2 separate regions of the Homo sapiens genome follow, and region 1 is linked to region 2. A link is a contact called in ENCODE Hi-C data. All regions are on one chromosome and are shown on one strand. The core of a region is the stretch at or near the end of the contact, and the rest is flanking DNA. Distances in the headings are between cores, read along the strand shown.

Region 1 (6,546 bases), core at 4,031-6,530, 150 kb after region 2:
TGTGCGCCACCATGCCCGGCTAATTTATGTATTTTTAGTAGAGATGGGGTTTCGCTATGTTAGCCAGGCTGGTCTCGAACTCCTGACCTCAGGTGATCCACTCGCCTTGGCCTCCCAAAGTGCTGGGATTACAGGTGTGAGCCACCCCACCTGGCCAGTTGCCACTGTTTTGTGCCGCCTGGTGTGTACTCTCAATTGTGTCCTGGAGAAGGAGAAGCAGAGCAGAGGGATTCAGCTGAAGGGCTGCCCCCACCCTCTGAAACTGGGGGTGGGGACATGTCACCGATGGAACCGGACAGCCAAGGCATCTCCAGCCAAGGCATGGAGATGGTAATAGAATGCCCACCTCCCCGGAATTATTCTGTAATTCAGATTTTATGTTTTAGGAGGGAGCGTGGCATTTGTATCAGCCCAAAGGCCTTTACTTTATTGTTGAATTAAGAGGCAAGTAATTCAGATATAACCATCCCATAATATACTCTAAGATGTGATCTTTCTTATTCGGGGTTGGAATTTTACTTAAAAATCGTTAGAGCTACCACTGTGCCCCTGCCTTAAACAGAGCATGAGTGTGCTCCTTGTTTTGTTTTGGGCCCCATCCATATGCTGTGCATTCATTTCCATCATTCACAAAAACACTGGCCCCCTACCCCCCAATGTCAGGCTTAAACAGGTCAAGCCGGGAGTTCAGTGGAAACATTCATTGCTGGCCAGGCCTGTGAATGCCACTGGTTGGGGTCTGGTGAACCCTTAGTTTTGATCTACTCCTACCTTTGCCCTTCGCAAAGGCTCAGATGAAGTTCCTCCCAGATTCATGAAACGCTAGATGAAACCCTCTCTTTCATTCCATGAGGAACTCACCAGCATGGCCCAATTGAATAGCTCCTTCATATTTGCACTATTTGGCCTCTGCATCCTTTACAACATCACCCTTCCTCTAGAACTTCTTCTCTTTGGCTTCTATTGCAAGGAATGCTGTGTTCTCTTCCTGTCTCTGCTGGTACTTTTTGGATCATCCTTCTTGGTTCTTTTGTTTCCTCCCACTCTTTAAAAGGTGGTATTGGCCCCTCTTTTCATATTGTTCTTCCATGTCATCTACTTCTACAGCTGTAACTGAATTCTCTCTCTCTCTTTCTCTCTCTCTATATATATTTAAATATATATACGTATATAAATAAATATATATATGTGTGTGTATATATCTATATATATAGAGATATATTTTTTTTTCACAGCTCCAAATGACCATTGAATGTAACTGTGAATTCTGAAGTGGAATCTCAAACCTTGCCTCTAACCCAGATCCCTCTCCTAAGCAACCAGCTCTGAGAGACAGCTGTCTGGATGGGTACAAACTATTGAAAAACAAATTTGAGTTTCTCTTAAAATTTCCGCCTGCCATTTTCTCTGGCTTTGACGGCATCTTTATCTTCCAGTTGCTCAGACTCCAAATCTTTGTATCATCTTTAATGACTCCCCTGTATGACATAACTCTCATCTTCCTCCTCCTCCTCTTTTTATTTTTATTTGTTTATTTTTTTGACATGGAGTCTCACTCTGTCACCCAAGCTGGAATGCAGTGGTGCAGTCTCAGCTCCCTGCAACCTCCTACTCCTGGGTTCAAGTGATTCTCCTGCCTCAGCCTCCCAAGTAGCTGTGACTACAGGCACGTGCCACCACGCCTGGCTAAGTTTTTGTATTTTTAGTAGAGATGGGGTTTCACCATGTTAGACAGGATGGTGTCCTCCTGACTTCGTGATCCACCCGCCTTGGCCTCCCAAAGTGTTGGGATTATGGGCATGAGCCACCAAGCCCGATCTCCTCTTCTATCTTTTCCTCATTCTTCTCCTCTTCTCCACTCCTTACCCCCTACTTTGTCCTTCCTGAAGCCTCTGCCACTTCTGGCCAAGTCATCCTGTACTCAAAAACTTTAATACCTCTTTAATCCCTAGAAATCAAAGTTCACTTTTTGCTTACTGTCACACAAGTTTCCCCCAGACATGGCTTGCACTCTGACTCCAGACCTCCTCTTCTGCTAGTGTGCCCTTTGACTGAGCTTTCTGTAGCTGGGACTATTAAAAGGGACATCCTAGCCGGACGCAGTGGCTCACGCCTGTAATCCTAGCACTTTGGGAGGGTGAGGCAGGTGGATCACCTGAGTTCAAGACCAGCCTGGCCAAAATGGCGAAACCCCGTCTCCACTAAAAGTACAAAAATTAGCCGGGCATGGTGGCAGGTGCCTATAATCCCAGTTACTCGGGAGGCTGAGGCAGGAGAATCACTTGAACCTGGGGGGTGGAGGTTGCAGTGAGTGAGTCGAAATCATGCATTGCAGTCCAGCCTGGAAGAAAGAATGAAACTCTGTCTCAAAAAAAAGAAAAAAAAAGGCACATCCTTTGGTGAAATACATTGAAAACTGTATTAGTCAATTTTTACACTGCTGATAAAGACATACCTGAGACTGGGTAATTTATAAAGAAAAAGAGGTTTAATGGACTCACATTTCCATGTGGTTGGGTAGGCTTCACAATCATGGTGGAAGGTGAAAGGCACATATTACATGGTGGTAGACAAGAGAGAAATGAGACCCAAGTGAAAGGGGTTTCCTCTTATAAAACCATCAGACCTCGTGAGACTTATTTACTCCCACGAGAACAGTATGGGGGAAACCACCCTCATGATTCAATTACCTCCCATTGGGTCCCTCCCACAACATGTGGGAATTATGGGAGCTACAATTAAAGATGAGATTTGGGTGGGGACACAGCCAAACCATATAAAAAACCTTCATGGTGTGTTTGGACCAAGTTATTCCACTTCCAGGAATTTATCTTAAGGAAATGATCAAACATCTGCACAAAGATATGTGCAGAAGAAGATTCATTACAGCATCATTTGCAATGACTAAAAAATGAAAACAGTATCAGTGTCCAATAATATCAATACAATGGAATACTAGGCAACCATTCAAAAACAATACACACTTATTTCCTGACATGGAAAGATATTTCCAGCATTTTTCTATGTTCTAAGGGAAAAGGAAGTTATGGAGTAATATATATGATGCTTGCATATAGTATTTGTATATGTAAAGGAATAAAACAACTCTAGAAGGAGATGAGAGAGATCATAAGGCAGCTCTGAAGTCTCCATGGAGTTACCAGACAGGCTGGCTGGCTCAGGATGTGGTGTTTTCTTCATGAATTCTAGAGTTAAGCATTGCTTTGGAATTGCTGGAAGGAACAGGAAGTGCTATAATACATATACATATCTATCTCTCTCTCTCTCTCTATAGATATATTTAAACAATTTCTGCCATAACTGTGGACTAACAACATAACGGAATGAATAGTTAAATTTACAACGTGCTGCCGGGCGTGGTGGCTCATGCCTGTAATCCCAGCACTTTGGGAGGCCGGGACAGTCGGATTACCTGAGGATGGGAGTTCGAGACCAGCCTGACCAACATGGAGAAACCCTGTCTCTACTAAAAATACAAAATTAGTGGGGCGTGGTGGCACATGCCTGTAATCCCAGCTACTCAGGAGGCTGAGGCAGGAGAATCGCTTGAACCCAGGAGGCAGAGGTTGTGGTGAGTCGAGATCGCACCATTGCACTCCAGCTGTGCAACAAGAGCGAAACTCCGTCTAAAAAAAAAAAAAAAATTTACAATGTGCTGAGGCAAAGCAATTTATTTATTTGTTTTGAGACAGGGTCTTGCTTTGTTGCCCAGGCTGAATACAGTGGCACAATCATGGCTCACTGCAGCCTCAACTTCCTGGGCTCAAGCAATCTCCTACCATAGCCTCCCAAATAGCTGGGATTACAGGGGTACACTACTACACCCTGCTAATTGTTGTATTTTTTGTGGAGATGGGGTTTCACCATGTTGCCTTGGCTGGTCTCAAAATCCTGGGCACAAGCGATCCACCCGCCTTGGCTTCCCAAAGTATGGGATTACAGGTGCGAATCACAGAGCTCGGCTGCAAAACAATTTTAAAAAATTCTTAAAAGAAGACCAGGCGCGGTGGCTCATGCTTGTAATCCCAGCACTTTGGGAGGCCAAGGTGGGCGGATCACTTGAGGCTAGGAGTTCGAGACCCAGCCTGGTCAACATAGTGAAACCCTGTCTCTACTAAAAATAAAAAAATTAGCCGGGCGTGGTGGCAGGCGCCTATAATCCCAGCTACCCGGGAGGCTGAGTCAGGAGAATCGCTTGAACCTGAGAGGCAGAAGTTGTGGTGAGCCAAGATTGCCCCATTGCATTCCAACCTGGGCAACAAGAGGGAAACTCCATCACACACACACACACAAATCTTAAAAGAAAACATCCTCCACTGTTTTGCCCCTTGCCTTTGTTGACCTCATCTTTGTGCCTAGAAGGCTTCATTTCCCCATGTCAGTAAAGCGTTATCCATTCTCAAGTACAGTTAAATTCCCTCTGCAGGGGAGGATCGAAGGATCTGGAGCTGGAGGTTCCAGGTTTGTATCCTCCTTCTGCCCTTTACTAAGCTGAGTTTCCATCTCTGTAAAAGAAAAAGGGGTCATAATGCCTCATTCACAGGCAAGGCATGAGGACTGAACAATGTATGTAAGAAGCATTTTAAGAACTGCAGAGTGTCATGCAGCAGTCAGGGAGTGTGATTCATGATTATTATGAAGGCCCTGGGGTTTAACTCTGTGGACCGAATTGCCACACGAGCAGCTGGCGCCGCTTCAGCCTCAGCCTTGAGCCCAGTGTGGATACAACCCAAGCTTCACATTGGTTGGAGCCCTGGTCCCGACAAATAGGCTGTGTGGGTGAAAGGGGGTATGATTCCTCCCCACATGTCCCCAGCATTTCCTGTTCCTTCCAGTGTTTCCAGAGTGATGCTTAACTCTAGAAGTCATGGAGAAAACGCTGTGTCCTGTCTGAGCCAGCCTGTCTGGTCACTGCATGGAGACTTCAGATTTGCCTGTTATCTCTTTTCTCTTCCAGTCCTGTATTCAGGATCTGAGGAGTTGAGTGGTCCCCAGGAGCTGGAGGCCCTCAATGCTACCCACTGCGTGGATGATAAAGAGGCCTCCATTTCCCATCATATCCCTGGCTGGAGAAGAGGCTGGAGGCACTGTGTGTGTGGGGGTGTCTCTGTGTGTGTGTGTGTGTGTGTGTGTGTGTGTGAGAACTAGTTTAAAGTCTTCTCTGCACACACACAAGATGATTGGGCCTACTGCATGCTTTTTAAAGTGAGTCAGGACTCCAAACCACCTACTCAGGTCCGGAACAGTTCGAGTGGGAAGGAGAGACTCTGGGAAGAAGTAAGGAGGGACCAGAGGGTGATGCCAGCCTCTGACGAGATCATCATGACGTGGGGCATGGAAAATAGGAGCAGTCTTATTTATCCTGGTCTATGCATTTGCCTATGGGAGAAGGGGTGGACTCCAGATGATCTGCAGGGACTCTCAGAGGTGAACTGCCATCCAGAAGAAGGACTTGGAGGGATAAGGGGGTGCGAAAGCCCGAGACCATTTGTCTTGGCCTGGTTGGAAGCTGTTTGGCCAGCCTGACTGAACCTGTCAACAGCTAGAAAGTGAGGTCAGCTGGGCTAGAGGCATCGTTAGCTATCACCACAGCTTGCATCTCAACCTCTTGAATCATCCATGATGAAACTCTTTATCAGCCTGGGAGGAGGCAGCCCCAGAGAACAAGACTCCTGGAAAAGGCTTGATTTTGAGCAAGGCTACATCCGGAAGGACTGGCCAGGATGAGTTAGCCCCAATCCACACTCCAAGATAACCAAACAAGTTGACTTGCTGAAGGGAGTTATTTAGTATTCTCCATCTGGGATCAGGGGAATGCCAATCTTCTTCTCCCAAATCTGGGCTGACTTAACCCTCAAGGTCCCAGGCAGCGGATTTTCCAGGCTTTATCATCTTTCCCTCTGAACCTCTACTCCCACTCTCTGGAGGGATTCCAAAAAAACCACCAGCTAAGGGATCGGGCATGGAAACAGTTTTACTTCTGGAGAAAGATTAGGGCTTATTATGTGACAGGGAGTGATAACACCAGGGGACAATCAGGAGTTTCGTCAGCGATGTTCTGCTAAAAAGAAACAACTGCAGTCTTGAAGCAACACATTTGAGAGATAGGAGAGAAAAAGAGAACATCTTGTACCTCCCCCGACCCCTGGGCCTCTAAATGCTTCAAGGCTGCTCCAAATTGCAGTGGGGAGAGGCTGGCTTCGGGAGCTGTCTTCTGAATGACAAGGAGGTCCTGCCTGCCTGAAATGGTAATCCTGGGGTTAGAATCAGGAGGGAGGCTGGAATTTTTAGTATAGCCTTGAAAGAAAATATCAGCCCACCCCGCCCCACCCCTGGGATGGGAATAGGGTAGGAGGCTAGCAAAATAAATAAAATCTGCTGTCTGTCCTGACCAGGCATAAATTGTTACTTGATCGGCAAAGGAAAAAATGAGCCAGATATTCTTCCTGGGCTTGTTTTCCATCTTCTCATCCTCTCGTCCCTTATCAATGTGTTTCTAGAAGAGTCCCAAAGGGAGCAATTGCA
Region 2 (6,479 bases), core at 1,580-4,079:
CCTCCTCATCCCTGCCAGCTGCCTGGTACCAGCTTCATTCCCAGTGTCTGGCTTTGGCTTGTTTCTGCTGTCTGCAATGCCTTTCCCTCTTCTTTCTGCCTTCCTGGCTCTTGTCTATTCTTCAGAGCCCGTTTTGAGCCCATCTCCTCCATGAAGCCTTCCTGGACTGCTGCAGCTCACAGTGTATATTCCCCAAAGACACAAGACCAATTTTACATGTCTTTGTGTGATAGTCATTAATGCTGCTGCTGAATATTTCTAGCTTTCTGATTATGGTGAGTTAGGACTGTACTTCCTGGCCCTTGTTGGGGTTGGGTGGGGTCATGTAACCAGTTATGGCCAATGAGTTATAAGCAGCAGGGTGTGTCACTTAAGGGCTGAGCCCTCCTTTTCATCTTCGCTGGTGACCAGCAATAATATTGCAGTTGTGGCTGCTCCATCAGCCTGGGTCAGAGAGTGGCCACAGCATGGAGCAGAGTCGCTAGCTGACTTGCAACGGACATGTAGCAAAAACAAGCAACAGACCTTTGTTATCTTAAGCCATGGGGATTTGGAGGTTGATATGGTTAGGCTTTGTGTCCCCACCCAAATCTCATCTCGAATTGTAATCCCCAGGTGTTGAGGGAGAGACCTGGTGGGAGGTGATTGGATCACGGGGGCAGTTTCCCCCATGCTGTTCTCAGGATAGTGAGTGAGTTCTCACAAGATCTGATGGTTTTATAAGAGGCTCTTCCCCTTTCACTTTCTACACATGCTCTCTTACCTGCTGCCATGTAAGACATGACTGCTTTCCCTTCCACCATGATTGTAAGTTTCCTGAGGTCGCCCCAGCCATGTGGAACTGTGAGTCAATTTCTTTATAAATTACCCTGTCTCGGGCAGTTATTTATAGCAGTGTGAGAACGGACTAATACAGGGGTTATTCATTCTCTTATCTAACCTATCCTGTCCTGCACTTATATGTCATACCTTTACAAATGTTGTTCCCTCTACTTTGAATGTTCCCCCTCCTTTCACCTGGCAAGCGATCATTAATCTTCCAAAGCCCCGTTCGAGTATCACCTCTTCGCTAACGTCCTCTAGAGTTAGAAACATCCTTCCAGGCACTGCTTCTGTTTGGTCATCCAACATATCGTGTGTTTACTGTATAGCAGGCGCTATGCTAGGTGCCGGGTTCATACAGCCTCCATACAACCAAGCCCCTGCCTTCCTGGGGCTTCCATAGGGAAGATTTAAGTTTACAGCCTCAGTCTCCTTCTCTTGATATAAATGCCACGAGGGTAGAACTCAGACCTAGTCATGTTTGTATTTCAGCACCTGGCAGAGAGTAGGACGCCAGTAACTATTTATTAAAAGTCAGAGTTGCACCTCTTTTTTTTGAGCAAACCCAGCCCTCATCCATCCTACTCGTGTATGCAATTCACACATGTTTACATGACCCCTGTTTTGTCCCCCTTCCTGGATCTCGGGCCCTTAGGGAGTGAGGCTGTGCCTTACCGTTCTGTGCGTGTGTGAGTCAGAGCTGCTGGTCCAGGGAGGCCTGAACACACGTGAGCTATGCAGCAGATGTCTTGCTCACAGCTCATAGAAATGGGGATGGAGACCATCATAAACTCATTCCAACAATGACATTACTTATGCAGAAAGCGGCAAACAGGTGACATTGAGATCGAAGGCTTTCCATCTGCAGGTGCTGCTACTGTGTTGTGGGCTTGTCCTTGGGAATGAACAGTAGACTGGAGACAGAGTCCTAGGCATAGCCCCAGAGTCACTGGTGACTCTGTTGGTCATTGGGCTGGTCCTGTCCCTTCTCTGGGCCTTGATGTCCACTTTTCCAAAATGGGGAGTGGATGGGGGATCTTCACTTCTCTGTTTCCTCAAAGGCAATCTAAGCGGGTTCATGTGGGATAACCCCAGAAAGATCCCAGGAGGAGCATGTGGGGGAACCTCCTTTTTATGCATAGTTTAAGGGGAGGGAGAACAGCTCTGGCCTGGTCCAAGCCATTGCACACACTGTCCTTGTGGCCTGGACTCCCGGGAACATTTCTGGCATTTGGGGGGAAGGTTTGAGTTTGCTATTTTCCAAGCAGCACTGCTTCCCCGTCCCAAGAGAAAAAAACTGGCAGAGGAGAGCCGTGCCCTCTCACCCCTCCTCTCTGCATGGTGGTAACACTTCAGTGGGCTCTCTAATGAGCCTGCACCCCTCCCTAAAGCCATGGCTTGTTTGCTTCTCCCGGGAGCCTGGCACTGAGCCCTAGATGCTGTCATTGTCTTGGGGACAGACTCCCCTCTCCCCAGCTCCTTACGTGGCTCACACCACTAGGTTGGGCAACTTTGTCCCGAACCAGGCTCGCACTCTGGAGATCCTTGAGCGGTTCCTCCATCCCCGGTGGCTGCTGAGAGCAGCACAAATCGGCTCAGCTGGTGCTGTGTGCACGTGTGCGCCTTTCCGTCTGGAAAGTTCTCAGGCTGGGCGAGGGGGGCCGATCTGCAGACATTTCATTCACAACTTGTTGTTGGTCAGTATTTCTCTTCCAAGGGAGGCGGAGGTGTGGTTGCAAAATAAATCTTAGTTTTTTTTTCTCCTCCCCAAAGAAATCATTGTGTTGTAATGCGGGGAGAGCCCGAGACGATGACATTTTTATGGGGCTGCCTCTGGTGAAGACTGTAGTGTCTGCTCCGGCCATCCAGAGGGTCCGTAGATCTCTTTCTCTCTCCCATCGCCATCCCCCGCCCCCTTTCTCTCACAGTAATACAACTTCAGTTCAATACTTGTCTAGAATTCTCAGTGGGGCTACCTAGGCTAAGAGGGGCGGGGGCGGGGGAGATGACATCATATCCTCACCAGCGGATTGGCTGCTTGCAGGCTTCAGGAATGATATCATCTCGGCTTGTGCCTCCCCACCCCCCTTTACTTCCAGTCCTTTCCTGGCCGGGCAAGGCCCCCCTCCCCAGCACCCCACCCCAGGATACCCCGTTGCCTTGGAGACCACAGTTTTCCACCCCGTTGTCTGAAGGAATAGCAATTCATTATATGTGTGACGTGGGGGTGAAGGGTGCAGGGAGACCCGGGCTGGACGGTTGGGAAGGAAGGTCGTGGACAACAAAGTAATGAACAAAAATATGTTTCACGCATGAGAAGCTGTCCGAGATGGCAGTGAGGGAGAGGTCATGGCAAACGGTGTTTATGGCATGGAAAAGTGAAGATTCAAAAAAAAACCCAAGGAGAGGCCAAGATAGTGTGGAAAATATCCACCCCCTCCCAGAGACAGCTCATTAGGAAGGTTTTGGAGGGAGACTCGCAGGAGGTCAGGGGCTGCTGTGTTATCTTTGGAGGAAAGGCCATCCCTTCTCTTCCCCTCCGCAGACGTATCCAGTGAGACAACTCTCTCCCCAGCAAGCTTTTCTCAGGGAGCAGGCAGTTTCTTGAAAAAATGAACCAGATGAGGATCCACCCACCTCCAGAAACAAAGACTGTGGCTGTCTCCAAGAATGAAGCACCAGTCTCTTAGTTGGTATCCCCAGGAGACCAAGGTGGGAGGGAAGCATTGCCCATCGAGGTTGTATGTGGTGTGTGTCTGTATCTGGGTGTGTTTCCATGATCTGTGGATGAACTGCATATGCCAATCATATTCACTAGGGAATATTTCAATTCTTATTTCCCTGGGACAGGTTAAAGACAGCAGCTCACAAATTCCCCCGGGTCCTGTCCTACCTCCTTGCACGCCTTCCCCACTCTTGTCTCTTTCCAGAGGCACTCAATCTCTCTGCTTGCACTGTTCATATGTGTCTATTTATTGTATTTCTCTAGGTGTGTTTAATGTTGATTTTCTTGTCCAGGGCATTCTTTAGATTCAGCAATTCAAGGTTTGAGGTTTAGAATATTGGCGGGGACTCCTGGCAGGGATTCTGCTTTTTTGGATCCCTAATGATGTGTCAACCCCCAACTCTGTCTCTTCTTGGCCTCTCATAGGCTGCCTCTGAGGCTGTTACAGGTGATTCTGAAACTACAGCTTTCTAGTTAGAAGGAAAATAAGCACATGGCAAAAAGAGATGTTAAACAGGTACCCGCACGTACCTGAGTGTTGAAGAATGTTGGGTAATAAGGAGAGAGCCAATAGATGCATTTTAGGAACAGATTGTTTTAAAATGTGTGTGCAGAGATTGGTGTATATTTTTTCCCTATGTCTACAACATACTAACAACTCAATAAATGTTGGCTATTGTTATCTTCTTGTTTATTCTTACAGATTTTGTCAGCTAAAAGTGCATTTTTAAATACCAGCTAAAATGGATGAAAACTATATACACTATACACAAACATACACATACATGTGCGGGTCTGTGTGTACGTGCATGTCTCTCTCTATATATACATATATGTCTCTGTGTGTGGGTGTGTGTGTGTGTCTTTGTGATTGCATTTCCTTATTTCTGTTTTTGAGCTTTCTCAAATGTTTTGCAGTGAGTAGGTATTACAAATATAATCAGGGAAAAGAAGCTATTTTAAAAAATCGGTCATTGGGCAGGATGTTCCAAAGGGCAGATGAATGTAACTTCCAAGATGAAGTAACCGGATGTCTGTCAACTCAGAAAACAAGGTATGCGTTTGTCCCCTGTGGGGTGGTGACGTGAACCTCTCTGGAGTCCTGTGGCTCCTCTTCATTCTGCCTTGGCCTAATTTCTCTGCTTTAGAGTAAACGCAGCTCCTCTGAGTGCCAGGAATGGAGGTGATCTCGGGCAGCCTTCTAATCCATCCTCCTCCCATCTAAACTGAAAAGTGGATATTAATCCAAGATTTCCACAATCCGTCACCTCAGAATCCACACGCCCAAAACCAAAGTCATAATTTCTGAAACTATCTCCTACCACCCCCTAAAGTTCCTGTGTTTGCCCCAAGAACTACTATTTTTATCCAAGCCAAAACATGTAAAGTCATTTTTGATTACTCTCCGTATGTCAGTCTCTAAGAGTCACCAAGAACAGTTCATGTTTCCTTCCAAGTATGTCATTGCAGTCATCCTTTCCACTGTCCCACTTTTCTAATTCAAGCCATTTCTTTCAAATTCCAGCTTAAATGCCTTCTCTTCCATGAAGACTTCCTTGATCACTCCTGTCTTTACAGATGAACGGCTAACTGGAATACCAACAGAATAAACAGACTTTAGTCCTGCCATCTGCCCTGGCCCATGCAGCCTGGCATTGTTTAGGGGATCATACCTGGCTTCCCACCCAGGCCACATGACTCTAGAGGGCAAGACTTAGTAAGGTCACGTAGTAGGAGCTCAATATAATTTATTGGTTAGACAAGAGGAAACCACTTCTTCTCTTGACAAGCCATGTTGGTATTTTACCTTCTTCCTTTTATAGATATACCCTCCCAAACACCTGCCCTGAATGCCTACCATTTAATTTAAGCTAGCTTTTCTCTCTCTTTCCTAGTCTAATTTCTTACATGTTCTTGTCCTTTAAGATATTGATGAAACTCTACCTAAACTCCACCTTTAGAGTTTAATTATTCTCCCAGTAAGTAGTTGATTCTCTTAGTTGATTTAAAAGGCAGGACAGTCCAAGGTTTAAGGGTGTGGATTCTGGAGCCAGACCACCTAGATCCAGGGGGTCTAATATGGTAACAACTAGCCACATGCACCACGTAAATTTAAATATAGTTAAATAAAATTTAAAATTCACTTCCTCAGTTACACCAGTGACTTTTCAAGGACTTAATAGCCACATGTAGCAGTGGTGACCCCACTGGAAAGCATAGCCATGGGACATGTCTATCACTGCAGAAAGTCCTAATGCAGAGCACAGGCTAGATCCACTGTGTGTGCAACCTTAAGCAGAAATACCGTATTTGACTTTCTGGGCCAATTTCCTCATGATTCCTACCTCGTTGAGTTGTTCAAGCCTTAAATGAGTGAATACACATAAAATACTTGGAATATGTCTAGTGCATAACCACCACTCACTCATAGTTAGTTGTTACATTCTGCACAAGCTTGTGTTCTAGCTATCAATTCATCTCTGTGACCTCATCATGGGTCTGTCTTGCATTTTTTGGTAACAGCATTCTCAGGGCCTTCTGCCAAGGGCCCGCTTTGATCTCCCTTAAAGGACAGCATTATCTGACCAGAGGTATTCATGGGGCCCACCTTCCTACTCAGTCCCATACACATTTCTTTATAAAGCCATCAGCGCCCCCTTAGAAGTAAGAAGTGCTCCGTGTGGGAGCTGGGGAGGGGCTGTGAGGTTGGCAGTGAGCCCCTGTGGCTTTCAGGATGGGCTCCTTGTCTTGGTCACCACCAGGCCATGGAAGCTCTGTTTTCTCCCCGGGACCCGGGGCAGCGAGTAGAGAAGCTGGAATGATGTTTAATCAGCCTGGGCATTCCTCACTGGTGACCTAATGAGCCGGCATGACTAAATGACCATTAGACGGAATGTTTGTGTGAACTGCAATAGAAAAGTTCCTCTCAACT

What was found. Hi-C counts contacts between places; a loop is a spot of excess contacts on that map. Pooled maps may share reads with other maps.
Region 1: a map of cardiac septum shows a loop between it and region 2 (7-fold over the local background). The contact joins the enhancer-like site here to the promoter of LINC02003 in region 2. A Hi-C loop is called at or near these places in 1 of 168 maps with a recorded cell type or tissue (cardiac septum) and 2 of 50 pooled maps.

Annotation. Positions count from the first base shown.
Region 1 is chr17:72,191,730-72,198,275 of GRCh38, reverse strand. No RefSeq gene overlaps it. Among named protein-coding and RNA genes, the nearest start is that of SOX9, 74 kb to the right of the region's middle. Within about 2 kb of position 5,280, at least 6 of the 41 ENCODE cell types and tissues checked have a DNase peak (open chromatin) inside an H3K27ac peak, as active enhancers do.
Region 2 is chr17:72,339,161-72,345,639 of GRCh38, reverse strand. LINC02003 (long intergenic non-protein coding RNA 2003) reads right to left here and starts at 2,829. Exons shown (of 4, transcript NR_135222.1): 1 at 1,498-2,829. RefSeq lists an enhancer at 898-957.